Regions from separate parts of the Homo sapiens genome. Here all the other regions are linked to region 1. A link is a loop called in an ENCODE intact Hi-C map of the cell type or tissue named here. Cell type or tissue: dorsolateral prefrontal cortex. All regions are shown on one strand. Region 1 has its middle 4.1 kb from the start of LINC02358. Region 2 overlaps LOC105377657 (a long non-coding RNA gene). Region 3 holds the start of LINC02283 (long intergenic non-protein coding RNA 2283). Region 4 has its middle 110 kb from the start of LINC02283.

Evidence for each region. Hi-C counts contacts between places; a loop is a spot of excess contacts. Peaks named below come from ENCODE experiments on the same cell type or tissue, not always from the same donor. Only the 100,000 strongest peaks of a DNase experiment are listed, where the experiment ranks them.
Region 2: it touches region 1 in a loop (4-fold over the local background); 2 of 110 quality-filtered maps call a loop at or near these places.
Region 3: a loop joins it to region 1, with 5 times the contacts of the local background. A loop is called at or near these places in 33 of 110 quality-filtered maps.
Region 4: a loop joins it to region 1, with 2.8 times the contacts of the local background. A loop is called at or near these places in 2 of 110 quality-filtered maps.

Annotation. Positions count from the first base shown.
Region 1 is chr4:54,837,364-54,845,363 of GRCh38, forward strand. No RefSeq gene overlaps it. Among named protein-coding and RNA genes, the nearest start is that of LINC02358, 4.1 kb to the right of the region's middle. In dorsolateral prefrontal cortex, a CTCF peak has its summit at 3,813 (motif pointing left); a DNase peak (open chromatin) is centred at 3,838.
Region 2 is chr4:54,780,137-54,788,136 of GRCh38, forward strand. All of the region lies in intron 2 of LOC105377657 (a long non-coding RNA gene), which reads left to right. Among named protein-coding and RNA genes, the nearest start is that of LINC02358, 61 kb to the right of the region's middle. In dorsolateral prefrontal cortex, a CTCF peak has its summit at 4,135; a DNase peak (open chromatin) is centred at 4,195; H3K4me3 peaks cover 705 bases; H3K27ac peaks cover 2,606 bases.
Region 3 is chr4:54,329,366-54,337,365 of GRCh38, forward strand. LINC02283 (long intergenic non-protein coding RNA 2283) reads left to right here and starts at 3,527. Exons shown (of 2, transcript NR_147160.1): 1 at 3,527-3,569. In dorsolateral prefrontal cortex, no CTCF peak of the experiment used is centred here; DNase peaks (open chromatin) are centred at 3,126 and 4,476; H3K27ac peaks cover 2,225 bases.
Region 4 is chr4:54,436,890-54,444,889 of GRCh38, forward strand. No RefSeq gene overlaps it. Among named protein-coding and RNA genes, the nearest start is that of LINC02283, 110 kb to the left of the region's middle. In dorsolateral prefrontal cortex, CTCF peaks have their summits at 4,150 (motif pointing left) and 4,357; a DNase peak (open chromatin) is centred at 2,977; H3K4me3 peaks cover 1,355 bases; H3K27ac peaks cover 1,815 bases.

The sequences.
Region 1 (8,000 bases):
GGACACAGACAGGTAGAGAGAGAAGACCATGCAAAGACACAGGGAGACAGTGGCCTTTACAAACCAAAGAAAAAGACCTCAGGAGAAACAAACCCTGCTGACACCTTGATCTCGAACTTCTAACAAATTTCTGTCTTTCAAGCCACCCCCTGTATGGTACTTTGTTATGACAGCTCTCACAAGCAAATAGAGCCTTAAGGAAGAGTAATTAATTGTGATAGAAGCAATAACTTATTTGATATTTTCAGGCCATTTGCTTTGGATAATTCTAAAGATCACAAAAGTGACCATGTGCTATGGAAAGATGTCTTCTGGCAACTCTGTCCTTACAAAGACACTTTTAATAATGGGTCTTGGCACAGAGGTAACCAGTATTGTGCCCTGGGGCAGGTCTCACCATTGTTCTCCTCTATGGGCAGCCACAAAGAGCCAAAGATGCAATGCTGTCCAAGGGAGTGCCATCTGGGAAGAAGTTTCTAAAGAAAACAGGGGGCTCTGTCTCCTAGATTTGCCATTCCTATCCAGTTTAATTGTAAACATTTATAAGAAAAAAAGTCCTCTTTCTTTCACATTACATTGGGCTGGAGCCAAATGTGATTCGACATGCTGATGGTGTTGAGTAATAGCAATACCATAATAATCATTTTAGAAAACAATTCTCTCCCATCAGCTCTTGCTGAACATATTTAGATGCTGGAGATAGCATTAGGGGGTGAGAAACATTTGTCCTTTAAAGACTTCAATTTCAAGACTTTGATTGTTCACTGGCGTTATCAATTGTTATTCATATGTGCTAATCAAGTTATTCCAATGTTTTTATTTCTTCCTACAAATGCATTCATTTAGAAAACACTTCATGTTATCCCCGAGCTAATTATTTAATAAGAAAAGGCTTCTTTCATTTTTCGCTTTCTCATCTCTCTTCTTTCAACACTGAGGTCAGGTTTCTCATCTGAAACTTCAATGTTTCTATAAATTCATACATTGAGGGCATTTTGTTTTGGTCCAGTGTTTTTTCCCCCTGGAAAAAGAAAGTTGTATTTATATGCTTCTAATAAATGCAAGACTTTGTTCTGCTGATCTTTTCTTTTTTCTCACCCCCTCAGGGGGGTGGCTAGAAATCTGCGCAATCCTTGTTTAAAAAAAAAATAAAGAATGAAAGACAATATGATACAGTTGGTCTCTGTTGATTACTTAAGGAGTCTGGTGACTGTGAAAATCCTGATCAAAGGCAATGGACAATAAAAGCCAAGATTGTGGGGTTAGAAGCTGTAGGTCAGCAGGATTTAGCAAATGGCGACAGAGCATTGCTTATGATTTTTAAAATCTTCTTATACTTTTCTTTTTCCCTTATTTCTTTTTTTCTTCCTGCTTTTTTATCTTTCTGTCTCTATTTTCTGCATTTCGTTTCCTTTTTTTTTCTTTCTTGTGAAAAAGGAACCTACTAGGCTGAATCATATATTTAAAATGGTGATATATCTGCCAAAAGCAATTGCGACGAAAACAAAAATTGACAAATGGGATCTAATTAAACTAAAGAGCTTCTGCACAGCAAAATAAACTATCAACAGGGTAAGCAGACAACCTACAGAATGGGAGAAAATATTTGCAAACTATGCCTCTGACAAAGGTCTAACATCCAGAATCCATAAGGAACTTAAACAAATTTACAAGCAAAAATCAAACAACCCCATTAAAAAGTGGGCAAAGTATATGAACAGATGCTTTTCAAAAGAAGACATACATGTGGCCAATAAGCAAATGAAAAGTGCTGAAAATTACTAATCATTAAAGAAATGCAAGTCAAAACCACAATGAGATACCATCTCACACCAGTCAAAATGATAGTTATTCACTATTATTAAAAAGTCAAGAAACAACAGATGCTGGTGAGGTTGTGGAGAAAAGGGAACACTCATACACTGTTGGTGGGAGTGTAAATTAGTTCATCCATTGTGGAAAGCAGTGTGACAATTACTCAAAGAACTTAAAACAGAATTACCATTTGACCCAGAAATCCCATTATTGGCTATATATCTAATGGAATATAAATAATTCTACCAAAAAGACATATGTGCACATAGGTTCATTGTAGCACAATTTACAATAGCAAAGACATGGAATCAACCTAAATGCCCATCAACAGTAGACAGGATAAAGAAATGTGGTGCTTATACACCATGGAATTCTATATAGCCATAAAAAAATGAGATCACGTGTTTTGCAACAACATGGATAGAACTGAAGACCATGATCCTAAGCAAACTAACACAGGAACAGAAAAACCAAATATCATACGTTCTCACTTATAAGTGGGAGCTAAACAATGAGAACACATGGATACTAGGAGGGGAACAACAAACACTGGGATCTGCTTGAGGGTGGAGAGTGGAAGGAGGGAGAAAATCAGAAAAAATATCTGTTGGGTACTATGCTTATTTTCCAGGTGATGAAATTATCTGTACCCCAAACCCCTGTGATATGCAGTTTATCTATACAACAAACTTGCACATGTATCCCTGAACCTAAAATAAAAGTTTCAAAAAGGTCAAATATCAGCAATTTTACACACGTCAATCTACGACAACAAACAAAATTCAAGATTTAAAATGTTTATTTATACATGCCAAAAAAGAAAATAAAAGCACTATATATTTTTTTTTAGTAGAGCTTTTTCCTTATTAGAGAAGGCAACATGATTTAGGACTGACAGCCAAGGCTACGGATTTAGCCAGGCCTGAGATGGAATCCCAGTTCTACAAGCTGCTCTTTGCAAGGCCTTGGTCAAGTGACTTGATCTTTCTGAGCCTCAGTTTCCTCATCTATAAAATGAGATGAGATATCTATCTTACAGGGTTGTTCTGAGGTCCAAATTGAGGTAAATATAAAAAGGCATGCCATCTTATAAAGTGACCCATTATTGTGGCATGAAATACATGTGTGTCTGTTTTATGGCATGTTTAGATGTTTTGATGATTAGGAAAATGCAAATTAATTCAAAAGCATTACTGAATACTTATAGTTTTTAGCCAATACATACAGGGTAATTCAAAAAGAATTAAACATTGAAAAATATGTTACTCAATGACTAGTAACATATAATAAGCACCAACTCAGAACCACTCTTACAGTTCATGTGTCTTGAGAAATCTGTGGATCATTTTTGTTTCACATTGAGCCTAGCCCCCAAGAAATCAATAAAGAGGGCTGGCAGAGATCTCTGTGTTCCTCAGGCCACGGTCTAGAACATTCTCTATAAATTGTAGAAAATGAAACCTTCTTGCACCCTCTGCAGGTTGTGATAGAAGCAGATAAAGTAAAATGATAAAACTTCAGTTGTTGTTTCTAAACTCAGGTGGACGATGAAGAGCTTGTTTCTAATTTAGTGAGGTCATTTCATTTCACTAGAAAAGTTAATTTCCACAGCATCCATATATGAGGCCCCAAATAACAACCTGTCACTGAAATGTAAAGGATTCCCCAGTAGTTAATGCTTTTTGTGCTGTATCACACACGGGGCTTTGGGCCAGTGTGTGTGTGTGGGTGCACACACACACACACGTGCACACATGTGTGTGGGAAGAACATAGTGTCAGGAGTCATAAATCAGGATATACTGAAGGATTTTTCCCACAGCTTCAGGAAATCTCTGGAAACCAAATTTTCCAGCAGAATAAGGGTCCCCCTCACTTCCATTGTGCAGTCTAGAAATACCATCATGAATATATTTCAGGGCGCTGGGTAGGGCTTACTGCTTAAATATTTACTTGACTCTGGAATAGTGGCCACCCAGGTCCCCAGACTATCACACCATTGCCATCTTGTGGGGTGAGGCAAGAATCTCCCAGTCCTGGAGAAATGAAGGGCTGCATCCTGGCAGCCATTTCAGACATGGACAGATGTGCCACAGCCTGGGGTGAATGAACAAGAGGAGTGTAGATTTGCCTGATTTTTGTAAGAATTATTGTGATAGTTCCTTTACAGCACCAGATTTGACTACATGTGATGATATAACTTGATTACCAAGTAATATGCCTTTAAATATTGTTAATTATTGTTGAATCACCTTTCATTTTCTCAATCAGCGGGTACTGACAGTGTGCTGTAGGTGTCTGCATGATTTTGGTGTTTGCAAAAGAGATTTCTATTCTCTAGGAAGTTTGGAACCCTTGCCCTAGGCCAGCTCACTGAGCTCTGCCTGGATCTCTGCCATGCTCTGGTCTGAACTGACCTGATATGTGAGCCTAATATTTGTCCCTGAGGCATTTTCTGGAATGTGTTCTACCCTTGCTGGAGCAGAGTTCTCTAGAGCAGTGGGTAGCATCTTCTCAGGACCCAGAGGGTCTTCTACAGGACATTTTGAAGAGCAAGGCTGACCACCAGCCCTGTGGCACCATTTCCTCTAGTTGGATCTGAAGACCTGATTCTTTAAGGGAAGGAAACCATTTGCTTTTTAAAATTATGACCCCATTAAAAAAAAAAAGAAAGAAAGAATATGTCATATTCTAGCCCACAAGCAAGCAAAAGCTGAGGACAAAAAATATATAAAAAACAAAAAAATAAATGACCAAGCCTGGATGGCCTGAGGAAACTCAGGATGCTTCCCTGGCTTCCATAGGGCTTCTGACACCTTTTAGAAGATTGTTCCCCCGACATCCACCACCTTTATTCATGCCACCTACCCTGCCTCTTGAGGCCTCTAGATGCCATCATCCCGGATGCCTCTTCTGACCTACAGCTGTAAGGAGGACATAGACAGACACACGTGGTCTTTCACAGCCCACACCAGATCAGGAAATATTTGGTTATGAGTGCTCTCTTATTTGTGGTTATTTCTTGCTTTTAATTTTGTAGCCGGCACCAAATCTCCTACTAGAGGATACTGCCTCACAAGCTGACAGCTCTCAAAGAGGGGAAAAATGTCAAAACTCAGCAAATTGCCTGAGCTCATTGCTGGAAGCAATACAGGTTGTCTAATTAAAAGGTTGACAAAAGCTTGGTTTCTTGGAGCAAACCTGAAACACAAACAGAAAAGCTGGTGGACCTGACCTGCCACCTTGTTATCTGCATCTCCTGGGTGCTGGCTAGCTCTCTTCCTCTTTTGTTGTGGCCTAAGTACTTATTTGTCTTCATTCTTGGGGCTGCTGCCATTGTGACCCCTTTAGGTTGTGGGTACCCATTTTGTGACCTGCATTTTGTGTCCATTGTGTGACCTGCATTTTGCCCCAGGAGAGGGTGTCAGGTTGAATCCGTGGATTCAGATACCGAGTCTGCTGAAGTCAGATTGTCTGACTACAATCCACCTGGCATCCATCAAAGACAAATAAACAAGTTGTGCTTATCACTGAGTTGCCTGGTGTAGCGAAACTATAAATTAGAAATATAACGGCCTCCTCCACAGTGTCACGTGGCTCAGGCAAGGCCCTGGTAGTCCTTGCTCTTAACTGCGTATATGTGTCTTTGAACGTCATCCATCATGGGATTAGCTTGGGTGCAAACTTTGTTTAATTTTGTCCTTTTACATTTAGAATATATGCATTGTTTATATTTGGCCTGAAAGCAAACAGGCCAAAAGATAAACAAGGGTTGCCTTTGTCTGGTAACTCTAGGCACTTTTTTTCCCCTTTGGTTTTATTTTATCCAAAGTTTCTATAATGAGGACTGAATAATGCCTATAATGTAGGAAAACATGAACAGTTCCTTTTATTTTTAAAATTTTGAAAATAAAAAATCCTAACTTAGGTGTACATGAGGGGAGCTGGAAGACAAGGGGAACTTAGTTGAAGGAGTAGGCAAATTCTGACTGTCAGATCGGAGCACCCCTGGGAGAAAGTCAGAGCCAAGTTGCCACTCCAGCAAACTGCCATCAGCCGTCTTTGCACCTCAGCTCTGTGTCCTGTCGGAGGCCTGCCTATTGCAGCTGCCAGGCTCAGCCTTCCTGCTGCGACAGTGCTGATCTTCTTGCAGGATTTCAAACCAAGGAGTGATGTTAGTGAAGTGCTTTCTCCCGCCTGCCCCCACCACACCCGTGCCAACTTTGCCTAAGGGAATCACAATCACAGGACTTCTAGAATGAAGGCTGTGGGGCTTGTCAGTTATTTTTAGATGCACCCTTTGACTCTTCCTACTTTTTCTAAGCAGTCTCATAGGTGAGTATGCTGGAGTAAGGTGGTTTTCCTAAGGGTTTTTGTTTTTTTAGAGTGCCTCAATCAATTTTTTGAAACAGAGGGCAGATCTGTGTCAAAATCTGTGTCCCTTTGACTAAACCAACCAGGTCACTCCCTTCCATCAGTCCTAGGGATCTCATCTACACAGAGCCTTGCAGAGTTGACTGAACAGCATGGTTGTTTTTGGATCTACGTACACACAGTTCTAGTTAAAACATCAGTCCGTTCTGTAGGAAGATAAACTAGCCCTACTGATTGTTTGTGGCAAGTGTATTTGGATGATGATAATATTTGAGCATTCCCTTTTAATCTGATTGACTTGGTACCTGAATTGAGACTGGGGATGGAAAAGCTCACCCAAAATACTCTGATTCCTTGATGTAAGAAAAGATCAACAAGAGCTCCATTCAAAGCACATTTTTGACCAAAGGGTTAATTTTTTTTTAATTTAGAAGTTATTTCAGAAAACTTATTCTATAGAATTTGAGAAAGTTAATTTTGAACTCTGAGAAAGCAGAGCCTTCATTTATTGTCTGCTTGCTTCTAAAATGGTTCTGCCAAAAGTTTTGCATACAAACACACTGTGAAGAGATAATAGTGATACAAGTCATGCAGCCAAGAATCACTGGGGGAAATGCAAATCCGCTGGCTTTTCAGCTCAGAGGCAGCAAATGCTGAAGTCATCTCATATTCACCCGAGGCCCTCAGATCTGCACATCGATATATGAAATTGGAGGCTAATATGCAGATATTGATTTCTCTAAAGGGGAGTGTCAATATTTACAGTCCCAAGAGGTGGCAACTGACTGAAGCAAAACCAAAGTTGTGATGGCGACTGCCAAGGTCACGGCCGAACCATAACCCTGCTCTTCACAAGACAGGTCAGTGCCTCCACCCCCAAATAGTGCCAGATGATTTAGAGGGAAGGTGAAATTTTCATCTGGTCCCCTAGACATGACCAGTCCATCACTTCATATCCAGGTGTTGTAAAACTCCAGACGACTGACTAGATGTCCTCCATCACATAAACTTAGTCAAATTAAAATCATCTTGGGCAAGGGGGGCTTTTTCAAATTAATTGTTCAGGACAACTCTTCCCAAAATTGTGATGCTACTATAGCAGTGCATGCCCCTTAGAAATATTGACATAATTTTCTAAGGAAACAGCAGTGATCCCTAACCCTGGCTGCTCATTAGAATCTACCTCCAGAGATTCAGAGTTAACTGATCTGTGCCAGGGTGCAGGCATCTGTAGTTTTTAGGAGTGCCCTTAGCGAGTCTAATGGGAGCTAGTGTCGAGGACCACTGGTCTACAGGTTCTCCACCTCCCTTTCCCATTTCATCCCTGCTTCTCCACTAGCTACACCTCATATCCGAGTCTTATGTTTGCACTTACCTACTTTTTATGTTTGTGTATCTTTGCTCAAGTCATGTCTCTTGTGAGAAATTATCCACCCATATCGGGGTACTTATTCTTCCTTATATGAACCATTCTCTGAGTAGGTCCCAACTCGAATCACCTTAGAATTTTCCCACTTCTCCATGCCTCCAGCAAGCCATGCATCACACCAGGGCAGTTTCAAGTGGACAGACCTGTTTCTCCTGGAAGTGGGTGGGCTCCTTGAGGTGAGAGACCATGCCTTGCTTCCCTGGGTGCCTAAAGCATGCCCACCCAGCTTAGTGCAAGTCACAGTAGCCACTCTATCAATACTGGTTGCAAAGATGGATGAAAATGCAGGTTCATGTTTGGTATCAGGACCTTTTAGAAATCAGGGAAGACTAGAATCATTTGTATATTTGAGGGTAGTCAGATTTTTTTTTTAAGTAAAAAAA
Region 2 (8,000 bases), 57 kb before region 1:
ACAGAATACAGAGCACCTCATTTTCCATTGTCCTTTTCCATACTCAGAGCAATACTATGACAGTACAAGTGGGGCTGATCTATTTCACAGAAGAAGAAACTGAATTCAGACTGTCTAAAATCCACAGACAAGGCAGAGAGGGACTTCCTGGTTCAGACACACTACTCCAGAGGAAATGCTTGTGCCACTCTAAAAGGCAGCCTCCTCCTTAATTGTGTAAATGGCTTTACTTAGTTCTGATCTCTGTGGTGCTGCTAAAGTTGAACAGGACAAAGTGGAGCCTTGTTGACTCACTGATGCTCAGTTTTAATATTGATAACAGAGGTCTTCACTGTATCCACCATCTGTAGAGCCACTCAAAGTGCAAATTGCACAGTAAAGAGATGGGTTAAGAGGACAAGAGGAATGGTGAGAAAGAAAAAATTAGGCCATCTTTTTTCTTGCCACGGGGTCTTTTGTCCTGTTTCCTTTCATTGCTGTTTCCTCTAGGGTGGACCTTTGGTGGCCACATTAGTGGGAGCATCGAGAGGAAGATGCTGTGGTATGTCAGTACCCACACATCGCCTGGCTGCTGGCTGGTAGCTAGCCACTTAGGACAGGGAAAATCGCTTCCTTCTTCCACTTAAGTGGGACTCCGGACTCCTAGGGATAAGTCTTTAGCACCTACTGTCTGAATGCCTCAGACACTACAAATACCAGGAAATTTCAAGAGGAGTCTGGTCTATATCTCCTTTTTTTTTTTTTTTTTTTTTTTTTTTTTTTTTTTTTTTTGAGACAGAGTCTCTCTCTGTCACCCAGAGTGGAGTGCAGTAGTGCAATCTCAGTCACTGCAACCTCTGCCTCCCGAGTAGCTGGGATTACAGGTACGTGCCACCACGCCCAGCTAATTGTTGTTGTATTTTTAGTAGAGACAGTGTTTCACCACGTTGGCCAGGCTGGTCTCGAACTCCTGGCCTCAAGTGATCTGCCCACCTTGGCCTCCCAAAGTGCTGGGATTACAGGCGTGAGCCACCATGCCCGGCCTGGTCTACATCTCTTCTGATACACATGACAGGATCAAAGCATTGATCATGTGTAAATGGTTCTAGAATCTCTCTTAGCACCACCCTCCACAGAGGATGCTATCTTTGACTGCTCAGTTTCTTCCCTCTGCCATGTTGACCACCTTAGGAGACCAGTGAGAGTCTCTACCTTATCTTGAATCATTCCCAAGCTCCAAGGACTACCCACCTCCACATTTAAATACTTGTTTCCCCTGACTTCCTGATTGGCCTGCTTCTCCCAAACTTTCTACTTTCTCCTCCAAGTTATAATTCTTCTTTTTTTTTTTCTTTTTTAAGTTATTAGGTCACAATTCACTTTTTTTAATGGGCAAGTGTAAATGAGGAAAACTAGTAGATTTTTTTTTTCCATCCACAGCCAAGTACAGCTTCAAGACAGCTCAGTGCTGGTAGTGAAGGAGTGCCTGAGAGAATGGGAATGAACCTCATCCAATAAAACTGGGCTGTTGTTTTTGGATCACATGCTGTGAATTGATTTATTGTTTAAAGTGATGAAAAAGGTGTTCGGAGACTTGGAGGAGAGTTTTGCTCTGCGGTGATGCTCCCGCAGTCAGGAAACAGTCTTCTGAGCCATTCAGAGCTAGGAAATATGGGGTTATTTTGGTAGCTGTCAGCAGGAATTGGCTACAGTCTGTATGTTAAATAAATACAAACTGCCTATTTAATTATTTAACAATGAGAACAAACGTCCCACTGTTGGCAAGAGGAAAACAGTCAACACTCAAACTATGTAGAATCCCATCTCATTCCCATGATGTGATTTGACCCTGTTTGCACCCACAGGCTTGGCTGCAACCCTCCAGGGCATCTTATCACTGTTTTATTGGAGTTGGAACGCGGCTGGAATTGGAGTACAAATTTCCTTCAGCAAGGAAATGCTGGAGAAACAAGAGCAAGTTAACCTCCAAATGGGTTCCAAGGCAACCGCTGTGTTGAAATTTCACTTGGGTTCCCCTGGCTCTTTTTTACCTGCCTCTGCCAAATTGTTGATGCCCTCGCCTGTTGGAAATGGATGACTTTGAACAACGAGGGGCAAGGAGCCTCTCTTTTACTTCAGAACTACTACAGCAAGAATTCAAACTCTTTGTTTTTGAGAAAATAGCTCCTAATGCTGTGTTGATTTTACCGTGTGCTTCAGAAAAAGACCCTTAAGGCTAATTGATATGAACATATAGAGGCAGTCTGAGCTTACCAGAATTTATATTACCTGATGTGTTAAGAATCAGGAAGCTATTTATGCTAGCCTATAGCAGCAACCCTTTGTATTTAGTGTGTTTGTGTGTACACACATACCTGTGTAAATCAAAATGAAAGCTTGCTTTTGTGATCTAGCACAAGTTTTGCCATATCATATATACATTTTTAACTTTTGGAAGGTAGAAGACAATTGATAGGCATTTAACATGAAGAAAACATGCATTTATAGTCAATATTAATAGAATAGATGGTACTAATCTATAACAGTGAAAAATAAAGAAGGTAGAGGAAGGAGGACAAAGACAGAGAGGAGACAGGGGGGAAAGGAGAAGACAGAAAAAAGAAAACCTCAAAACAAGGACTGCTCTGAGAGCCACAACTGAGTTTTATGCTTCTTGCTGTCATCTTTCTCTAACCTTAAAGGGCAGAAAGCAATTGGGAGAACTAACCTGCACTTAGATTTCAGCTTCCATAGGATGTTACATTCTCAGGGTCTATTAAATCGATTGGACTTTGACCTTAGCTTCCACGAAGTCCTTACCTTTTGATTGGGGCTGAGAGGTCTGATTTAACCTCATGGAATTTGTATTTTTTGGAGGAACTCCTGCCTCGTCCGTACATGGTGAAACCCCCAACAGCAGCATTTTTAATTTCCAGATTCTCAGCAGACACAATGCACAGACTGTAGAAAACACCTGCTCATCCGGACCGCTCAGCTCACAGGCTCCTTCCTCAGGGGAGCATCTGATGCTCCAGGCAAGGCAGACCCTCTTCTTATACTCTTGTGACCTCTTAGACTTTTCTTTTGTAGCACTTACTCCAGACTCTAATCATATTTATGTTGTGATTGTTTATGCAATGGTTTTCTTCCTAACTAGGCTCTGAGTTCCATGAGAGTTGCAATGTCTGCATCCCTTACCCTTGTTGATATACTGCACTGTGCCCGGTACCTAAGTAATTGCTCAATAAATATTTGTTAAATGAATGATTATAATAGTATGCATATATGCATATATAGTATGATAATATATATAAATATGTGTAAAACAGTATATATACACATGCTATATTAATAGCACATCATGTAATATTGTATGTCTACACACACATACATTCAGTATTTACTCAGTTTTTCTGTATAAGTACCGCGCGCTAACCGATTGCGCCACTGGAGCTCTAGTATTTACTCAGTTTTTCTGAGGCTTATTTACTCATTGGTGAAGTGAAAGTGAATGTAAGGCTCTTTGCAAACCCCAAAGTGCTAGACCAGTAGGAAAGATCAGAATAGCCTTTCATATTAAACACTATGAAGCCAGGAGCTGTGGCTCCCAACTGCAATCCCAGCACTTTAGGAGGCTGAAGTGGAAGGATCACTTTAGCCCAAGAGTTTGAGACCAGCCAGGGCAACACAGGGAGATACCATCTCTACAAAAAAAAATTTTTTTAATTAGCCAGGCATGTGGTGCTTGCCTGTGGTCAAGTAGCCTCAGCTACTCTGGAGGCTGACGCATGAGGAACACTTGAGCCCAGGAGGTTGAGGCTGCAGTGAGCTGTGATTGTGCCACTGCACTCCAGTCTGGGTGACACAGTGAGACCTTGTCTTCAACGAACAAACAAACAAGCAAAAAACACTATGGTAGAGACCCCAGTAAATGCCTTCCATGCTTATAAAATACATTTAAGTATCTCTCAATCAAGTTTTCAGTATTCTCAAGTCAGTCTTTCATTCTAAATTTAGAGTCATTTCCAAATATAGTGCATTTCCTGTCCCATTCCTTCCCTGAAAGACAGCCGTGTCCAACTAGAAGTGGGCCTGACGCCTCTTATTAGCCCGGTTGCATTTCTGTCTCGCTCTTGGCTGCAGTGTGTGAGCTGATGGGCCCCACGTGACTGTGTTCACGTCCAAGCTTAGTAGAATGAATTTTTCCAGCATGATTTGCAAGTCACGCTATCACATGCCTCCTGAGTCCAGCTGTGCCGCAGCTGCCGCCTCCCCTGCATCCGCTCATCTTGCACTTGGATCAAAAGCACGAGCACATTTGCCTGAACCGATCTGGTCTCGGCCCAGCTGTTTGTTCCCCATTGTCATCAGGATGTTTACAGACCTGCTGTTCTTGCTGTACTTGTTTCATGATCACACTTGGGTCTGCAGAGCATTTTAACACATGGCTGTGGCCGAAGCTGGCAATTTGACTAGCTTTTCTTGGTCACTGAGACTTCTCTAAGGCATTTCCTTCAAACCTTCCTAACTATGTGTATGCTTGCACATTTCCACAGAGGCAACAAGAAAAGGAACCAGGGCTATAAATCCTGTTAAAGATGGGCCATGAGTGTCCTTCTGGCCTACTAATTTTATCACGATTAGTTTCTAACTGGACAAGAGAGCACTTCCAGTCTGAGACAAAGCCAGATTAAAGGAAGAAATCTATTCTTCTTACTCTAATTTGGTAAGTTGGGAAAATATAGTTTACCTTCTTAGGAAGTTGTCTTGACTGCTCCTAAAGTGTGCTGATACCTGTCACATGACAGCAGGTATTTTCTTGGCAAGAATTGTGCTGGAATAGCAGTTGGCAGTGATTGTGGTGAGGGCGTGGAAAGGTGTCTAGTGGGTCCAAGTGAGGTTCTAGGTCTAGCTGACCCCTAACTATGAGAAGAACATGAGTGAGTCATTCATTCTCTCTGGGATTCAATGTCCTCCCATTAATAACAGGCACCACTTATTATCATATTAAAACCTGTACTTAAAAATCTGTTTTCTAGACTCACCCCAAAGATCCTGATTCAGTAGGCTGAGGAGGTGCCTGAATGTCCCTATATTTTGATGTATCACAGTGCATGGTCAGCAATTCACTGTCTCCCCTGCAACTACAGTGAGCCATCTGACCTAGGATATTTTATACTTTTAATCAAATGCTCTTTCATGATAAATAACATGGCTCTGATTTCCCAATAGCTCAAGCGTTAAGAGAAAGACAGTTCTGCAATGCAAAGCATCCTAGGCTCATCTCTGTGGGCTGAGGCCACAGAGCTGCACTGTCTACTACAGTGGCCATGACCACATGTGGCAACTGAGTACTAGAAATATAGGTGTCTCGAACTGGGATGTGTTGTTAGTATAAAATATGCAACAGTTTCCAAAGGTTTAGTATGAAAAAAGGACTGTGAAAATACTTAATAATTTTTATGTTGATTACATGCTGAAATGATATTTTTAAATATATGACAGGTTAAATAATATATAGTACTGAAGTTAATTTGATTTGTTTTTTAATAGTTTTATTGAGATATAATTGATATATTAAAACTATGTACGTTTAATGCATATAATTTGAAGAGTTTGGACATATGCATACACCTATAAAACTATCACCACAATCAAGGTAATAGACATCTCCATCACCTTTAAAAGTTTCCCTGTGTCCTCCCTCCACTGTTTTTTTCCTTTTTCTTTGTTTTGTGTTGTTTGTTTTTGGCAAGAGTGCTTAACATGAGATCTAACCTCATAACAAATGTTTAAGGGCATAATACAGTACCATTCACTATGGGTGCTATGCTGTACAGCAGATCTCTAGAAGTTATTTCTCCTGCATAACCAAAACTTTATATCAACTGAACAAGTCCCAACCTACTCCCCCCAGCTCAGCTCCTGGTAGTCACTTCTATTTTCTGCTTGTGTGAGTCTGACTATTTTAGGTACCTCATAGAAGTGGAATCATGCAGTATTTGTCTTCTGTGACTGGCTCATTTCACTTAGCATAATGTCCTCCGGGTTCATCCATGTTGTCTCAAGTGACAGGATTTTCTTCTTTTTAAAGGCTGAATAATATTCCATTGTATATATATACCATATTTTTTTATCCATTCATCTGCCAGTGAACATTTTGGTTGCTTCCATGTCTTGGCTATTGCTAATACTGCTGCAATGGACATGGGAGTACAGATATCCCTGCAAGATTCTAATTTCAATTCTTTTGGGATATACCCAGTAGTGGAATTGCTGGAACATATGGTAGTTCTATTTTTTATTTTTTGAGGAAACTTTATACTGTTTTCTATATTGGCTGCACTGTTTTACATTCCCACTAACAGTATATAAAAATTCCAATTTCTCCACAGTCTCACCAACATTTTAATCTTTTTTGTCTGATTTATTTATTTATTTTTGAGACAAGGTCTTGCTCTGTCACCCAGGCTGGTGTGTAGTGGTGTGATCATAGTTCACTGCAGCCTCGAACTCCTGGACTCAAGCGATCCTCCCACCTCAGCCTTCCAAGTAGCTGAGATTTTACGGGCACACCACCATGCCCAGCTAATTTTTTAATTTTTTGAAGAGACGGGGTCTTACTGTTTCGCTCAGGCTGGTCTTGAGCTTCTGGCCTCAAGTGATCCTCCTGCCTTGGCCTCTCACAGTACTGGCATTACACATGTGAGCCACTACTCCCAGCCTTGTTTTGTTTTTGACAATAACCATATCAATGGGTGTGAGGTGATATCTCACTGTGGCTTTGATTCACATTTCCCTGATGATTAGTGATGTTGAGCATCTTTTCATACACCTGTTGGCCATTTGTAAGTCTTCTTTGGAGAAATTTCTATTCAAGTCCTTTGCCTGTTTGCCTGTTTTTAAATCAGATTATTTGGTTTTTTGCTACTAAGTCGTAGGAACTTATTTATTTTGGATGTTAATCCCTTATCAATATATATATAGAAAATACTTTCTCCCTTTCTGTAGGCTGCCTTTTCATTCTGTTAATTGTTTCCTTTGTTGTACAGAAGCTTTTTAGTTTCATGTAGTCACATTGTACAATTTTGCTTTTGTTGTTTGTACTTTGGTATCATATCTAAGAAATTATTAGCAAGCCCAGTGTACTAAAGCTTTTCCTCTCTCTAGGAGTTTTATGGTTTCAGGTCTTACGTTTGAGTCTTTAATCAATTTTGAATTAATTTTTATGCATACAGTAAGATAAAGATTTAATTTCATTATTTTGTATGTGGATATCCTGTTTTCCCAACAACATTTGTTGAAGATACTGTCCATTCCCTCTTATATATTCTTGACACCCTTGTCAAAGCTCAGTTGAATGTATACCTGTGAGTTTATTTCTGAGCTTTCTATTCTGTTCCATTGGTGTGTATGTCTGTCTTTATGCTAGTACCATGTTTTAACAACTGTAGCTTTGTAATATATTTTGAGGTCAGGAGGATCATTTGTTTCTTTTTACTTTTTTTCTTTAGTGTGGCTACTGGAAAACTGAAAACTACGTATATGTGGCTTGCATTATGTTTCTATTGGATAGTGCTGCTATGGAGCACAAGGCAATTTTTTAGAGACAATGACATCCTGAGGATAAACCATACTGTTACCATATCACAGTAGCCTTACAAAGTGACCCACAGTAACCCTGTTGGTCCTGATCAAACCCTAGCTCCCAGTTTCCATTTTGACTGATAAAATTTAGAAGTGGAAGCTTGAAAAGGGATTGGACAGAAAGTGGGAATGTACTGTTTACTAAGTCCGTGAGTGCTGCTCCTTAACTCATATAGCCTGCTTGGTTCCAGTTGTTACTGAAAAGCTTAGAAGCTTTATCCATTCCCATTATAGACCAGACTTCCCCATCCTCCCAGTACACTCTTCTCATTCTCCACTTCACCCCTTGGCAACCAAACATCAGACTATCTTCTTGATGCTTTGAAAACTATTAAATTAGAAAAAAATTCAATAATAGTACCCATTATAGGTAA
Region 3 (8,000 bases), 510 kb before region 1:
CTCCCCCAACCCTAGGCAACTAATAATCTACTTTATTTGCTTAAATTGAATTAAATTTATTTATTTAATTATTTTATTTATTTTATTTTTTTAGAAACAGGGTCTTCCTCTGTTGCCCAGGCTGGAGTGCAGTGGTGCAATCACAGCTCCCTGTAGCTTCAAACTCCTGGGCTCAAGTGATCCTTTTGCCTCAGCCTCCTGAGCAGCTAGGACTCCAGTGCCATGCCACCATGCCCAGCTAATTTTAAAAAATATTATAGAGATGGGGTCTTGCTATATTGCCCAGGCTAGCCTCAGGCTCCTTGGCTCAAGCAATCCTTTCACGTTGGCATCTCAAAGCACTGGGATTATAGGTATGAGACATTATGCCTGGCCTACTTTCTATCTCTATAGATTTTTCTGTTCTGGACATTTTATACTTAGGAATCATATAATATGCAGCCTTTTGTGACTGGATTCTTTCACTTAGCATAATATTTCAATGTTGTAGCATCCATCAGAACTTTATTCCTTTTTATGGACAAATAATATTCCATTGTATAAATATGGCACATCTTGTTTATCCATTTATCAGATATGAACATTTGGATTGTTTCCTCCTATACTACATTTTGTGTGTCCCCTAGCATCTGAGGTTTTACTACTAAGCTCCTAACAATGAGACCTACTTCCCTTTTCTGAAAACATAGGTGGACTAAGAAACCCTGTTCCCTCTGGAATTCAGACAAATCAAATTATATATGTGTTGAGTGACACTTGAGGTAATGCCAAAGACAGAGGCTTAGAGAGTACCTTGCAGTGGTTTGTAATGATGGTGATCCAGGCAGAACCTGAGAGGTTCAGGGTCTGACATTCCCTCAAAGGTGATCAGGCTCAGGAGGCCTGACTCACATCAAACTCAACTGAAACCCCAACCTAAACCCAAACCACCTTAGAAACCAGGAAGCTAATTTATAATTTTATAATATTTCCAAACAGACCTGGAGGCCAGAGTTGGCTGATTTACATATGACCTTCCTGTAGGGAAGAGTACAGGAGATGTCAGGTTACTATCAGATAATTGCCTTGCAGTGCAGGCATAAGGGACCGGATAACTTTAAAGAATTGACATTTAAGCCATAACAGTTGGACATGCTTCCATATATGCCTGATAAGCTTTCTTCTGGTCATGACACTGCTTCTCAATAGTACTGGATAAACACTGACCACCTCTTGCCATTTTCACCATCTCCTTCTTCTCATTCCAAGTTGAGCACTAGCCTTTTATGTATGCTGAAATTTTAGAACACAATTATTTAGAACAGTAATTTCCAAAAACATTTTGGGGAGTGCTAATCCCATATATATTTATTTATAAATTATATACATGCACTAAAATTTATTTGTATATTAATTTATATGTTCAATGAAAGTTTATTTCTATAAATATTTATTTTTTCCAAAGTCAACTAAAGATGGATATTTCTATAAATAAATAAATAAGTAAATAAATAGTCTTGTTCCCCCCATTTAACGATCTCTGTTTTGGATTTTGTTGTTGTTGCTGTTCTTGCATTAAATCCATCTCAGGTCTACAGTTCTATTTTAACCATCTGATCTTTTGGTTGGGTTTACTTTCATTTGTACCAGCCTTAGAAGCCCATCTTTTAAGGGAGGTTATTTAGAAGAGGGCAGAAGGGCTACCTCATCTGTTTTATATTGATTCCGTTAGTTTCAATTTTAGCTGAGGTGACATTTTTTGTTCATCTCCCGAGATTCCAGAGAGAAGCCCACTGCAGCCTTCTAAGCACTGACTGAAACCTTGCAGGGGAGTTATATTACGGACTTAGGCTTCTCTGAGAAGAGAAATGGTAGGAGATGAGTGTCTGGAGTGGGTGGGGAGAGTTACTTCTAGCCTAGCAGAAATGTGGGTTAATGGCACCAAGATGGTGAAATTGGGGGTAGTAAAAGAACATGAGAATTGGCAAGAATGATGGAGAGCCAATGCTCATTAGCAGTTAGCCTGTTGGAAGTAGGCACTGTGTTCTGCCTTTGAACTACACTCAGTAATGGACTGTGGAGATGCTCAGAGAAATTGAAGTGAAGCTGGATCCCCTAGAGCACAGAACATGATGGTTCCAGAAAATTATCTGGTCATAAATGAGAGACACCAGTAAATTAGAATTTGGGTACTCTAGAGGGAAGAGTTTTGGCTTAAAAAAAGAATGAGTTGGGTTTCCGATGAAAAGGAACCTGCTTCCTGGGAGACCAATGTTGCTAAATGAGAGAATTCTACCCTTGGACGGTTTTTAAAGTTGCAAATTGGAATAACCTGGGAAGCCATAAAAATGCTGGTGCCTGAGTCTCAGTCCTAGACTTTCTGATTTCATCCATTTGAGACGAGGTTTGGCCACTGAGATTAAAACAACCACATACAGAAAACCTCCAGATGATTCTAATGTGCAGCCAAGGTTGGGAACCATTGCACTAGAGGATGGAAGAATGGAGTGGCCTAAGGAAATTAGAGGAGGAAGCTTGGGGAGGAAGTGGAGGGACCTGAACAGCCTAAGTAATCCTAGAAGGCTGAACCTCAGAGCCTTTGTGACTTCATCCGCCTCACTCCCATAGACACTGGAGAAGGGATTCACAAAGAAAAGGAAACAGGAAAAGCCTGGGATTTCTACTGCATGTCAGGAAAGTGACCATGAAACTGAGTCGTGGAGCCTTCTGTTTAGGAGCTGACCTCCGTCTTGGTTGCAACTGCAGGTGTTACTCAATAATTCCCTTGCAAGCCCAGTGCTGGAAGCAGCAAAAGTCCTCCATAATTGGTGTCTCTTATTGGGTCCGTTGCCTTCTCTCCCTTCTCTGCACCAAGCCCCCCACCCCCACCCTAGCCTCTGTGTACAGGGAGCCCTCCAGCCCAACCATGGATTTCTCTTCAATTCTACCATTTTCCAGGCATGAGAAGGAAGGGGAGGGAATGACTTCCTTTGGCCTAGAAATATCTGGGAGAATATGCTATACGGTCCTTGAGCAGACACAAAAGAGAATATTCTGGAGCTGCATTTTCCAAAGTATGTTTCTTAGATGCTGGATCCTCAAGGTGTTCCTCCCTGTGTCCGCGCAAGCTTGGGAAATGCAGCAGGCTTCCGCGCCCTCGTTGAGATTCACACTGCCTGTGAGTAGAGTAAATGCTTTGAGATCTGGAGAAAGAAACCTGTTTGTTTTTCTTTAACCCTCACATCCCCAACTCATCTGGCCATGGAATTGTTTTTTTCTGCTTAACACATTAACATCTTGCCTCTTTCTCATGACACTTTTGGGAAACTGCCTCAGAAGCTACAATCAGTGGCTTCATTCACAAAGGACAAAGAAGGCAGCTGCATCCTGCACACATGAAACGGGGCAAGAACTCCAGTTAGGCCCTGGCCTCTCTTGGTAATTGTGCCCTTTTTCCACCCCCTCTGCAGCACCCCCTTCCCGTTGCCATGGCAACGCCCCAGAGAGTAAGGACCAGGTCTTCTATTTCTTTCTTACATCCCTTCTCCTCACCCTGCTCTGTGTCTAGAAGAGAGCTGAACACGCAGTAGGTAATGTTTGCAAAATTTGATTGATTGAGGGTTTGGGGGGTTTCATTTGGGCCATCTGCAGGTGGGCTGGGTAGCAGAAGAAGGCCTCCCATGGTTTGCTTCTATGTATCTGGGTAGAGGAGTTGGAAAAGACGGTGGGAGAGTGCAGGTCTGGGAGCTCACACAGCTTTGGCACTGCCTGTTTTTTTTTTCGTTTTGTTTTTGTTTAATGCTACAATAATAAATATTTCACAAATTAGGAATGGTGAAGGGCATGACAAAAAAAGAAAACGTTTTGATTTCTTGGTATGTCAGGGTTCAGGGGTAAATTTTTCTTTCCATAAAATGTCTGGTCATGTTGCTTGTTATAATTTTTTTTTTTTTTTTGGTAACAAATAATTTCCTTTTAAGTTGGAGGAAAAAAGAGAATGTCTTACTTTTGCCTATGTCTCTAAATGGTGACCATATTTTCAAAGCTCCAAACCAGGACACAGAGCCTGATACACAGCCTTACAGGACATTTGAAATGGGGGGCTGCCAGGACAGAGTATTTGGAGTGGAGGTATCTGGCCTCCTAGCTGCTGTGCCCAATGCCTTAGGAGTAACATCATTTCTAAATTACAGATGCAGTGAGGCCAATTTGGATATCCAGTGGGGAAACCTGGGGACCATATATGTTCTAAATTGATATCTGCCTATCTATCTAACTATCTATCTATCTATCTATCTATCTATCTACCATCTATCTATATTTTTCTATTTATTGCCAGAAAGTCAAGAGCAGCCTTCCCAGAGGACAAGACAACAACAAAACCTACAGAAATTCTCTCTAGGGTCTCAGTACATGCAAGATCTGGCTCTTTGCTGCCTGTGTGGCTGCCCAATCCCAGCCTCAGCAATGTCTGAATGAAGGGTTTGTGGGCATCTGCATGATGCAAGCCATGAGCTGGGGAGCCGCACAGTATGGGTTCTGTCTTCTGGCTGGCTGAAAAGGCTTCTCAGGCTCTGAAAGTACCAATTCTTCAGGCATGAGTGCTGGTGGAGGATTATCTTTTAAATCAGCTGGTTCTTATTTTCTTAAGTGTGAAAGAAGGAGGGTGGTCAGGAGTGTGTTTGCGTATGTGTGTGTGTGACAGGCCAACATTAGTATAGTATCTGCCATGTGCTGAGAACTTTATGCAAATCTTGTATATAATTGCCATCTATCTATAGATATGTATAGATATATATATAGATGTATATAGATATTTGTGGATGTAGGTATATCTAGAGATAGATAGCAATTTATATATGTTTTATATATATTAGATATATAGCTATATATATTTCAGATATATATCTGAATGTATATCAATATATCTATACACATCAAGTTATTTTATTTTTACAATACTCTTTTAATGCTGATAAACAGAAAAGAAAATGGGCTGGGCACAGTGGCTCATGTCTGTAATCCCAACACTTTAGGAGGTCGAGGAAGGAGGATTACCTAAAGCCAGGAGTTTGAGACCAGCCTGGGCAAAATGGTGAGACTCCCATCTCTACAACAATTTTTTTTTTTTTTAAAGAGAGAGAAAAAAGGAAATAGAGGCTGAAAGTGGGAAAAAAGAAGGCTTACTTTGGTCACACAGTGGGAGAGCAGCTGAGACTTGTTTGGGAACTGGCTCAGGTCTGTCTGAACCAAAGAGTTCTCTCCATGTCACCATCTTCCCTGCCATTTCAACCTTTAGAATACTAAGGACTAAGGCAGGAATGAGACTGAAAATATGGGCCAAGGATAGTGCAGCAATCCCAATGCCTTCCTGAAATTTCCAATTGAAAATCCTACTCTCCAGGCACTGTGGCTCATGCCTGTTGTCTTGACAGTGTGGGAGACAGAGGCAGAAGGATCAGTTGGGGTCAGGAGTTCACTACCAGCCTGGGCAACATAGCAACACCCTGTCTCTACAAAAAATAAGAAAGAAAAAACAAATCCTACCTTCCTTCCACACCACACTTCCTGTCCTTCCTTCCTTCCTTTTTTCCTTCCTTCCTTCCTTCCTCCCTCCCTCCCTCCTTCCCTCCCTTCCTTCCTTCCTTCTTTCCTTCCTTCCTTCCTTCCTTCCTTCCTTCCTTCATTTTTCCTGGGTCTTCTTCATGGCATAATCCTGGACCTGGACTCTCCTCTCTTTCTCCACAGTCACTTCCTAGATTATTTTACCCATTTCCAAGGCTCTACATACCATCTCTACAGTCTGATAACTTGGAAATTTTTATTTCTTGCAAAGATTTCTGTCTTCCATACTTCAAATCTATGTGTAAAATCATATATTCAACATTTGCCTTTGGATGACTCATAGTCGTTTACCCAAATATGGCCCAGATGGAATTTATGACCCATTCCTCGGCCTGCTTCTTTGAGTTTTCTATCAGCAAATGAAGTCCATGCCCCAAGTTTCTCACACCGGAAACCTTAGGGTGTTTCTTGATGGCGGCCTCCTTCTCATCCCCACATTCAATGAGTCCCCAGATACTGTCTGCTTTACCTCATAAATCTGTCCAGAACCTGTATTCTTTTTATTTTAATGAGATGATTTATTTATTGGGCAACTAATGTGAGCTAGGTACAGCTTTGGTAAAGGTATTTGAACTGCCTAAAAGCCCAGGCAGGTAGGGATGGTTTTCTCTATTTTCAGGTGAGAAAACAGAGGCTAAGAGAGGTCTGTTACTCTCCCAGCATCACATAGCTATTCATTCAAGCCTCTTGTTCTTTTCAACACATTTCGATATCTACCCTTGAAGGCCCTCCATAAAGAACTCAGGTCCCAAGTTCTCAAGAAGGTCCTAGTAGTTCAGAAAGACATTTCTGGAAGCTTCTGGATTAGAAGTAGATGCCAGAGCTGTGCAGGAACTCTAAAAGGGGGTGAGGGACAGGAGGTGGGTGAACAATGGAGCCTGGAGAATCATCTAGGCAATTCTGACAGTAGTTATTCTTGAAAGAAGAAAAGAATCGGGCTCTGAGGATATTGCAAATATGGAGAATTACTAACATTGGCCTGGGCAGCGATGGTTGTCACCTTGTAGAGCAAGACCTGGTTACTGACATGCTGGACAAGTTTCCTAGGGGGAAGAGTGGGGAAGGAAGTACTTACACCTTCCTTGGAATGCTTTCTGGTGTGCGAAGCCAGCTAATAGTCGATAAAAATTAGGGAGGCTGTGAGACTTGTTTCCATTTTAATTGGTCTTGACCCTTGGCAGTGATAGTCACCCAATCTGTCTCTTAAAATATTTTTTTCTTACGCTTTGCCAGTTTATAGCCTTTATAGATCAATCTTTATATTTCATGTAGGGGAGAGAGACAGAGAGAAAAAAGCAAGGTTATTGATGACCTAAACTGGATTAGCAGAACCTGTATTCTTTTTTTTTTTTTTTTTTTTTTTTTTTTCTGAGACAGAGTCTCGCTCTGTCACCTAGGCTGGAGTGCAGTGGCACGATCTCAGCTCACTGCAAGCTCCGCTTCCCATGTTCATGCCATTCTCCTGCTTCAGCCTCCTGAGTAGCTGGGACTATAGGTGCCCGCCAACTCGCCCAGCTAATTTTTTGTATTTTTAGCAGAGATGGGGTCTCACCGTGTTAGCCAGGAAGGTCTTGATCTCCCGACCTCGTGATCCACCCACCTTGGCCTCCCAAAGTGGTGGAATTACAGGCGTTAGCCACTGTGCCCGGCCAGAACCTGTATTCTTATGCCCACATTCATCAGCTTAGTCTAGGCCACTATTATTTCTCACTTTAGTTAGGAGGTATAATAACTTCCTAACTAGACTCTTAACATTCATTTTTGCCCTCTTTCCAGTATATTCAGCATACAGTAGTCAAAGTAATCCTTTAAAATGTACATTTGATTATGTCAGGCCACTGTCTACAATCTTCTAGTAGCCTCTCATTAGATTTAGAATCAAGTTTAAAATTATTTCCATATTCTGCAGGGGGATGATATTCAAAATATTTACTCCCCTATACAGCAGAAGCACAAACCAATTAGAACTGATGTTAATTTCGGTGCTGGAGCAAGATTTGGAGATGGGTGCCTGTGGTGCTGGTGTCACCTCTTTAATCCCAGGGAGTCCAAGGGGCTTCTGAGAAGGGCCACAGCAGCAGGGAGTCGGGAAGTGTCATCCTATTTGTTGTCAGCATTCAGTTTAGAAAACAAAAATCACCCTAGGTATTTCAAACACAAGGGTAATCAGGAAATCTGTTACACAGATGCCTGGATATGAATAACTTCAGGAAGCAGCTACCATTCCTAGGACTGAAGCAATTAAAAGGGAAGAGGTGGGGCCAGAAAGTAGCAACTCAGAGGAGAGACTCCTGCCTACTGGTCCTGGCACCTCAGGTGGGACACGGTGGGGCTGGTGATGGGTGTGACAAAAGCGGCACAAGTCTGGAGGAGCTGCCGTGTGCTGTGGGAGTGAC
Region 4 (8,000 bases), 400 kb before region 1:
CTGTAAACTCCATGAAGCTGGCCAGGATGGCTTCAAGAAGGCAGCTTTGGAAATGAAGGTGCATAGGCTCAAAAGTCCTTGGGCACTGCCAGCCATCTTTGTTATATCATCTGTTGCTGTGACCATCCCTGTTCCCAACCCTAAGCCAATGTAATATATAAGCTGATCTTGAAGTCTGGAGAAGGATTAGTGAGCTGGTGGAGGGCAGGAAGAAGGAAGGTGTAGAGAGTTTGAACAACCTGTGCCAATGTTCAAATGGCAGAGAGATGGCTCTTCTGAGGAGTTGAGAGGAGACTGGAAATGATGGAGCATTGCTTGCATGTGAAGATGAGGCTGAGCAGTTGGCAAGGGTAAGATCATGTAGACTTGGGCAGGACATGCATAGCCATATAGAAATCAATTGCAACGTTTAGAATAGCAAGGTCCAGTCAAAACCCAAACCCTAATTTTATTAGTACTCAGAAAGAAATATGAATGATAGGCATATAAAATATACTATGTAAAGCTTACCTCTTTTCAGTTGACCCTCCTTCCTTCTATTTCAGTGGATAGAGTAGGCAAAAGAGGCATATTAGCTTTAGTTTAAAGTTCATTCTGAAAGTTAGGCTATTTGGTGAAAATTTTCAAAGGTGGAGCAACATAACTAGATATCAATTTTAGAAGTGAGAAAAACCCATCCTAAAGATGTGGTTGGAGTGGTGGGGATGGATAGATCTTTAAGATGTAGAATTAACACTATTGATGACTGGCAGTTGGAGTGAATTTAGTATGACATTCACATTTCCAGGCAGGTAACTTGAAGGACAATGGTGCCATTGATTAAAACAGATATTATTAAGTATTACGGTTATTGTTAGAGAGCAAATATGAGATGAGGGATGGATATTTTAAAAAAAGAAGATAGTGGCTCATGCCTGTAATCCAGAACTTTGGGAGGCTGACATCGGCATATTGCTTGAGCTCAGGAGTTCGAGACCAGCCTGGGAAACATGGAGAAACCCCATATCTACAAACAAAAAAACAAAACTATTTTAGCCAGGCATTGTGGCGCACGCCTGTGGTCCCAGCTGCTTGGGAGGCTGAGGTGGGAGGATTGCTTGAGTCCAGGAGGTTGAGGCCGCAGTGAGCCAAAATGGGTCCCTGCAGTCCAGCCTGGGTGACAGAGTGAGACCCTGTCTCAAGAAAAAAAAAAAAAAAAGAAGAAGAAGATGATAATGTTTTATGGAGACTTTTTAGCATGAAGCTCTCTAATGTGCACAGCTAAAAGAGGAAAAACAACATCATCAAAAACAACAAAGGGATGCCCAACACCCAACCCCCAGAAATTCTGATTTAATTGGTTAGAGCGGAGCCAGGCATTAGGTGTTTTTTGTTTGCATTTTTGTTTTTATTATGGTAAAAAAAAACCCAACAACATACATGAAATATACCCTCTCAACAAATTTTTAAGTGTACAGTACAGTATTGTTAACTACATGCCCATTGTTATACATATCTGTTGTGCAAATCTCTAGAAATTTTTCATCTTGCATGACTGAAAGTCTATAATCATTGAACAGCAGCTCCCCATTTCTCTCCCTCACTAGTCCTTGGTATCACCATTCACATTTCTCCTTCCATGAGTTTGACTGCTTTAGTAGATACCTCATACACGTGGAATCATACAGTATTTGTCTTTCTGTGACTGGCCTATTTCACATATCATAATGTCCTCAAGTTCTTCTGTGTTGTAGCATGTGTCAGGATTTCCTTCTGTTTTAAAGCTGAATAATATTCCACTGGATGCACCCACCACATTTTCTTTATCCATTCATCAGTTGGTGGGCCTTTAGGTTGTTTCTACCTCTTAGCTATTGTGAGTAGTGTTGCAAGAAACATGGAGGACAAATATCTCTTCAAGATCCTGATTTCAGTTCTTTTGCATAAATACCCAGACATGGGAATGCTGGATCATATGGTAGCTCTATTTTTAATTTTTTGAGGAATCTCCATACCGTTTTTCATAGCAGCTGCTCTATCTTTTTTCCCCACCAACAGCGTACAAGGGTTCCAGTTTCTCCATTTCCTAACCAACATTTATTCTTTTCTTTCCTTCTGTTTCTTCTTTTCCTTTTTTTTCTTTTAATAGTGGCTGTCCACACCGGTGTCAGATGGTATTTTATTGTGGTTTTGATTTACATTTCTTTGATGATTACTGATGTTGAGCATCTTTTCATACACCTGTTGACCATTTGTATATTTTCTTTGGAGAAATGTCTATTCAAGTCATTTTCCCATTTTTAAATTAGGCTATTGATTTTTTTGCTATTAAATTGTATGAGTTTCTTACATATTTTCCATACTAACCCTTTATCAGATATATGGTTTGCAAATATTCTCTCCTATTCCACAGGTTGCCTTTTCACTCTGCTGATTGTTTCCTTTGCTGTGCAGAAACTTTTTAGTTCAATGCAGCCCCATTTGTCTACTTTTGCTTCTGTTTCCTGTGCTGTCGGTGTGATATTCAAGGGATCATAGGCATTAGGTGTTTTTATAAAGCTTCCCCAGATGACTCTATTGTGCAACCAGGACTTAGAACCATTTGTCAAAATTACACCTTGCTATGATGTAAAGCCTATGGTTCCATCTAGACATAAAAGTCCTCTCAGTAGAACAGCCCAGCAGCTGAACACATTTATAGTCTGTGTGGCATGGTGATCCCTACAGGGAGGAGTGTGTCTAAATTTCTGGATGGGATAGGAGTGGGGTAGTGAGAATGCAGCTGGAAAGAGCACATTCAATATTGTTAAATAATTTTATCTCCGAATAATAATTTTTTCATAACTTAAACTACAAAAAATAACAATCCACTGGAGTCACATTAGTTCAGAAAGTCTAGAATGTCAGCTCTCTGAGGACAGGGATATCTGTCTCTGTCCACTGCTGTATCTCCAGCCCCCGGACAGTGTCTGGCACATTGTAAGCACTCAAAATATATTTGTGGAAGTGGCTGAGCCGCAGATTGGCTGTGGTTCTGTCCACAGTGCCTGGAACTGTTATTTTCCTATTATTATCTAGCCTCTCAGCTCTTCCTCTTTCCTGCCAGCCTTGACTTCCCGTCTTAGCTCATAGGAAGCTGTGTCCAGCAGGCATCTTCCTTCTGTGAAGCTGTAAGGGCTGTATGCAACTGGGTCCCGAGTGCAATGTGTGTGGGGGGGGGGGGGGGAGGGCGGGGGGGCGTGGGGGACGGTCATTGGTTCATCCAGGAAATGTCCATTTACATACTAAAGTCTGATTGGTCTAGAAGAGTAGCTGAGCACAATCAGTCCTGTGTGTCCACAGACCAGGAAGCTTAATATAAGTTAAGTCCAACCATATTTAACAAAATATTATGTCACTGTAGTGATGGAGTGACGATCATAAAAGTGTTAAAATGAAAATATAAAGTATGCACTGTATTAAACTTCATCCCTTCATTGAAATCATTTTCACTTGTATTTTAACAATCTGCACACTATCAAATGACAGTCTGTTTCGAATATGCCTGATAAAATTTTAAAAAACCATTGACTTGTTTCTATAGCATAAATGTGAAAGCTTTCAGAAAGAAAAAGAAGAAATGGAATATGCATACAGTTTTTCATAATTTTTATTTTATCATTTTCGAGCACTCAGATGAGGATTTGGGAAAATCTTCATGTCACTCTTTTAATAAAGCCACAGTGAGCACTTCATGCTGCTTCCACTTCCCACACACAAACTTTCTAATTATAAAAGGACCTTTTCAGACTTATTCAGGGCATATAATCTTATTTGCAGCTCCTAATTGGAGGACTGTGTTTGTTGAAAAGAACAGAAGTCTTCAGTCATTTAGAATAAAGCTGGCCCATCAACCCCTGTGGGAAGAAAAGAACTATTTATTTTATCCGTTAATCCCAAATACAAACACAATAAAGCTGTCTTTTCTAATAGTGACCTATTTCATGTTAAATTGGGATAAAGCTAGCTTTGCTCAATAAGACTATTGTTGTCAACAAAAAAGTCAATCTTATTAGGATTCCCATTGAATAACTTCCAATAACTTATCTTTTAAAATGCTAAACCCAAATCCCAGTTGAATTCTCTACGTTGTCTGCAAATCGGGAAAGGAAATAACCTCAACCGGTGAGCCCCATCTAGTGTCAGGGAAGTAAATTGCTGGTCAGAAACCGGGTCTATAATTTTTTCTTATCTTTAATCTGATTTTTAAGATTCTTCTATTTGTGCCCAAACCCTTATGTTTTTGTTTCTTTCTGGGGTTTATTTGCCTATATTTTTATTTCTAAAACTAAACAACTTTCTATACCAAGCACATTTTTTCTTGATAACTTATAAAAATACAACATTGCTTAAAATTAGCCAGATTTCCCCATTGGTTTTATTTTAAAATATTAATTTTAAAACGTGGACAGTCATGTTCCTTGAATAGCATTACAGAGCACTCATGTACTAAACTATGTTTGATGTAAACAATATTATTCACTTATCAATTTTATTTTATCAAAAGACCCCAAAGGATCTTTCTTGATATGAGTTTTAGAGGAGCAAGACCGAGTCACAGAAAAATCCAATGGAACATCTAAGGACATTGAAGATTTCGAAGTCTACTTTCTTGGGCAACATCTACATTTGAGGATTGTATTGGCTTGGAGGTCAGTTTCTTTTAGCCAACTACATCAGAGCTTAAGTGCAGTGTGTCTGCCTTCCACGCTTCTGCATTTCTCGACTGTTAATAAACATGTCAAAAACGAGTAAGGCAAGTTCAGGGCTTAGCTCCAGTCATACATGGGAAATGCCTTTGCTAATAATTCTGCCTTATAAATGCAAACCTTCTTTGTTCCCACACACACAAAAAAACTTGACAATAGCCAAATGAAGTAGAACATATTCCTCAATTTATCTACACTTAAGATATTTCAAAATATCTTTCCACTAGCCTATGTGCTCAAACCACAAAAGCAGACATAGGTATATAGAGGTATCTGGGTTATGGAGGAAAGAACAAAGGACTGAAGTTCAAATACTAACATTGCCCTTCACTGGCTGCATGTCCTTGGGAAGCCAAATCTCCCAATAGGGTGCCATGAGTTCAGGCTATGGAGCAGACAATCCCTGTTTCTCCACCTCCCAGCTGTTAGACTTTAGACAAATTATTTCTCTAAGCCTTGACTTCTTCATCTATCATGATATTTACTTCCTTCATACAGGAAGATTGTTATGAAGACTGACTGATAAAGTATGTGAAGTGTGTAGCTCAGGGTCTGGCACATAACAGAGTGCTCAGTGAATACGACTATGACTCACAAATGGAGGGACAAGCGCCCACCTCACAAGATGGTCGGGAAGACTCTAAGACATGGGAAAATGTTGGTCAACTTTAAGGCACTCTATCAATGTAATGAGTTAGGCAAACCTAGTAGGCCCCTCCTAGAAGGCCTAAAATTAAAAAGAGAGCTGTTGAAATTGAAGAACATGGGGCTTTCATAGGTCAGCACAAGCTCTGTGAGCTGAACAGAAGTTTTGTAGGTCTAATGATTTGTATTGTTGGCTTACATTGTATTTGGGGTTGCAAATTTTTGAAAAGAAGAGAATGATAGAGTTGGAAGGGAGATTGTATTAATTTAGTTTTCTTGTTTTATTGAGGAAAAAAACCTAATGTCCCTTCCTTCTTCAGAACTCCTTGCACACTTGAGATCATTTAAGAATTTCAAAGTATTTGTTTAATGTCTGCTTTTGCTCCGACTGTAAGAACCATGTATTCAGGGGCCATGTCTATTTGGGCTGCACTGTATCTTCAGATGTGGCTCTGTGTCCAGCAGTGTCTAGTAGTGTCTAGTACCTTGTCTACACATGGTAATTGCAGACAAGCTCAAAACTGCCATATAGCAAAGTACATAAGGGCATGGACTCCTCAGGGAGGAAAGGCTGGACACAAATTGGACCTCTCTGGTTTACTTCCCGTGTGACTTTGGGCAAGCTACTTAGCCTCTCTAAGCCTCAGTTTCCTTGCCTATAAAACAGAATTAATAATGACAGTACCTATTTCATAGGGTTGTTCCAGAGCTTTATGAGCTAATTCCTGTAAAGTGCCTGGAATGGTATAATTCTGTAAATTTACCTAAATGACCAAGATAGCAAAGCCAATTAGAAAGTGTTCTGGAACTAAAACCCTACCTAGGTCTTGCTCTTTATTTTTTTTTCCCCTCCATATCTTTCAAACCCTCTGCCCAGACCACTTTTCCAAACCATTAAATCTATCAGATAAAAACAGCAATGCAAAATAAAGTATTGGTTGATTCACTCAGAGGTGCTGCAGGCCTTCCAAGTCTAGCAGCAAGTTTCAGGAACTCATTTCAATGGTGTTAAGAGGCTTATGATTGCTAATAACTTCCCAGTGTCTAAAGCACAGAGCTGAACAGAGTATTTCATATTTTGCTCTAACAGCTAGTCCTTAAGGGTTTGACTATCAGATGTAGGCACGCTAGATTATGAAAATGGCACATTTAAAAATATCTCTGCACCTCACTCCTAGATGACTTTTAGCAGGTGAACTAACTGTTAGCCTCCTGGAAGATTAGATGTCAGGATAATTAGCTCTCTGCCACATAGGCTATCTACTTTTCAAATCTTATTCTCCTTTCTTCCCTATGTCTCTTAGTAGACGCAACTCATTATTACTTTATGCCTGAGTTTTCCCCTTTCTTTTCAGCACACTCATAAACCACCTCCTTGTCATGACTTATTTCACACTCAATTCATACTGTTAGCTTTGATGTTCTCTTTTACAATTCAGTTTGTATTCAGATACCAGAGAAAACAAAGAGCAAGTTAGACAGGTAAACCAGATAACAAGTATTACCTATGATGACCCGTTCTCCTATCTCTCCTTGGTCTTCAAAATTCCATGTGCTGTGGAGGAGGTAAAATGCACATTTTCCCATTTCATGGCATGTCCAGAGGTCTGTGAGTTTCTTGTTTCATTGTCTAACATTAGGGTCTCTGAGCTTTCCCATTTCATTATTCTGTACGACCTGGACTCGGCCTTATACAACTGGGGAATAACTTTTGCTTTTCTATTACAAACGGAGCCAATGAAAAGGTAGACTGAAAAAGAGTAAGATGGAGTGGAGAATTCACCAAAGGAACCATATAATTATAGAAATTTCTGGCTAGAAGAAATTTGAAAGGCTCTCTGTTCACCTCCCTGCACTTTAGCTCTACCCCATACCAATGGGACTGGTAATTATGGCTTCTATTTCAAAAGACTTCACAGGATCCATGCCTCTGCCTTCCATTTAAGACAGTTCTTCATGTATGCAGCAAATACCTTCTCCTCTTCTAGTTCAAACTCTTGTCTTTCTATTGTTAGGAAGAAGAGTTTGTTAGTTTAATGCCACCTAGAAATATAGATGTCCAACAGGTAGAAAGGAGAGACTACTTCACTTCTCAGCTTCCTTCCTCACCTACAACCCGTAGGCTTTGCTCTCCAGCTTCTCTGGGTATTGCTACAGTTTGATTTATTGTGAAAACTCCAGGATTTCCTGAAAATGGTCTAGAACTGAGCCAGTGTTTGAAGTACAAGAAAAGAGAATGAGGAATATTTCCTCCCTTTTCGCTTTCCTTTGTCAGCATTGTTGTACCATTTCTTAGGGGCTCACTACTTCCTCACCCCACCCCACCTTCACAGCTCAGAAAATGTGGGGCAAAATCCAAGTCCTATGAAACTGCCCTTAGGCATATGCCCTTAGCTCTATCCCAAATCCAGATCTTCTCAAAACTATAATGAAGGGCTTAGAGTCCTAAGGGCCAGGAGATTTCTAAGACTTGTAGACCCAGGAATTGCTACCTAGTGACCTAAAACTGTCAGGAAATTCCCCCTACTTCACTCCCATCTGCAATCTTGACTACAGGTTCCTTAATTTTTTTTTTTTTTAATGCTGAGCATGACTTGATAGTAACTTGCTGGGCTATTTTCAACACAC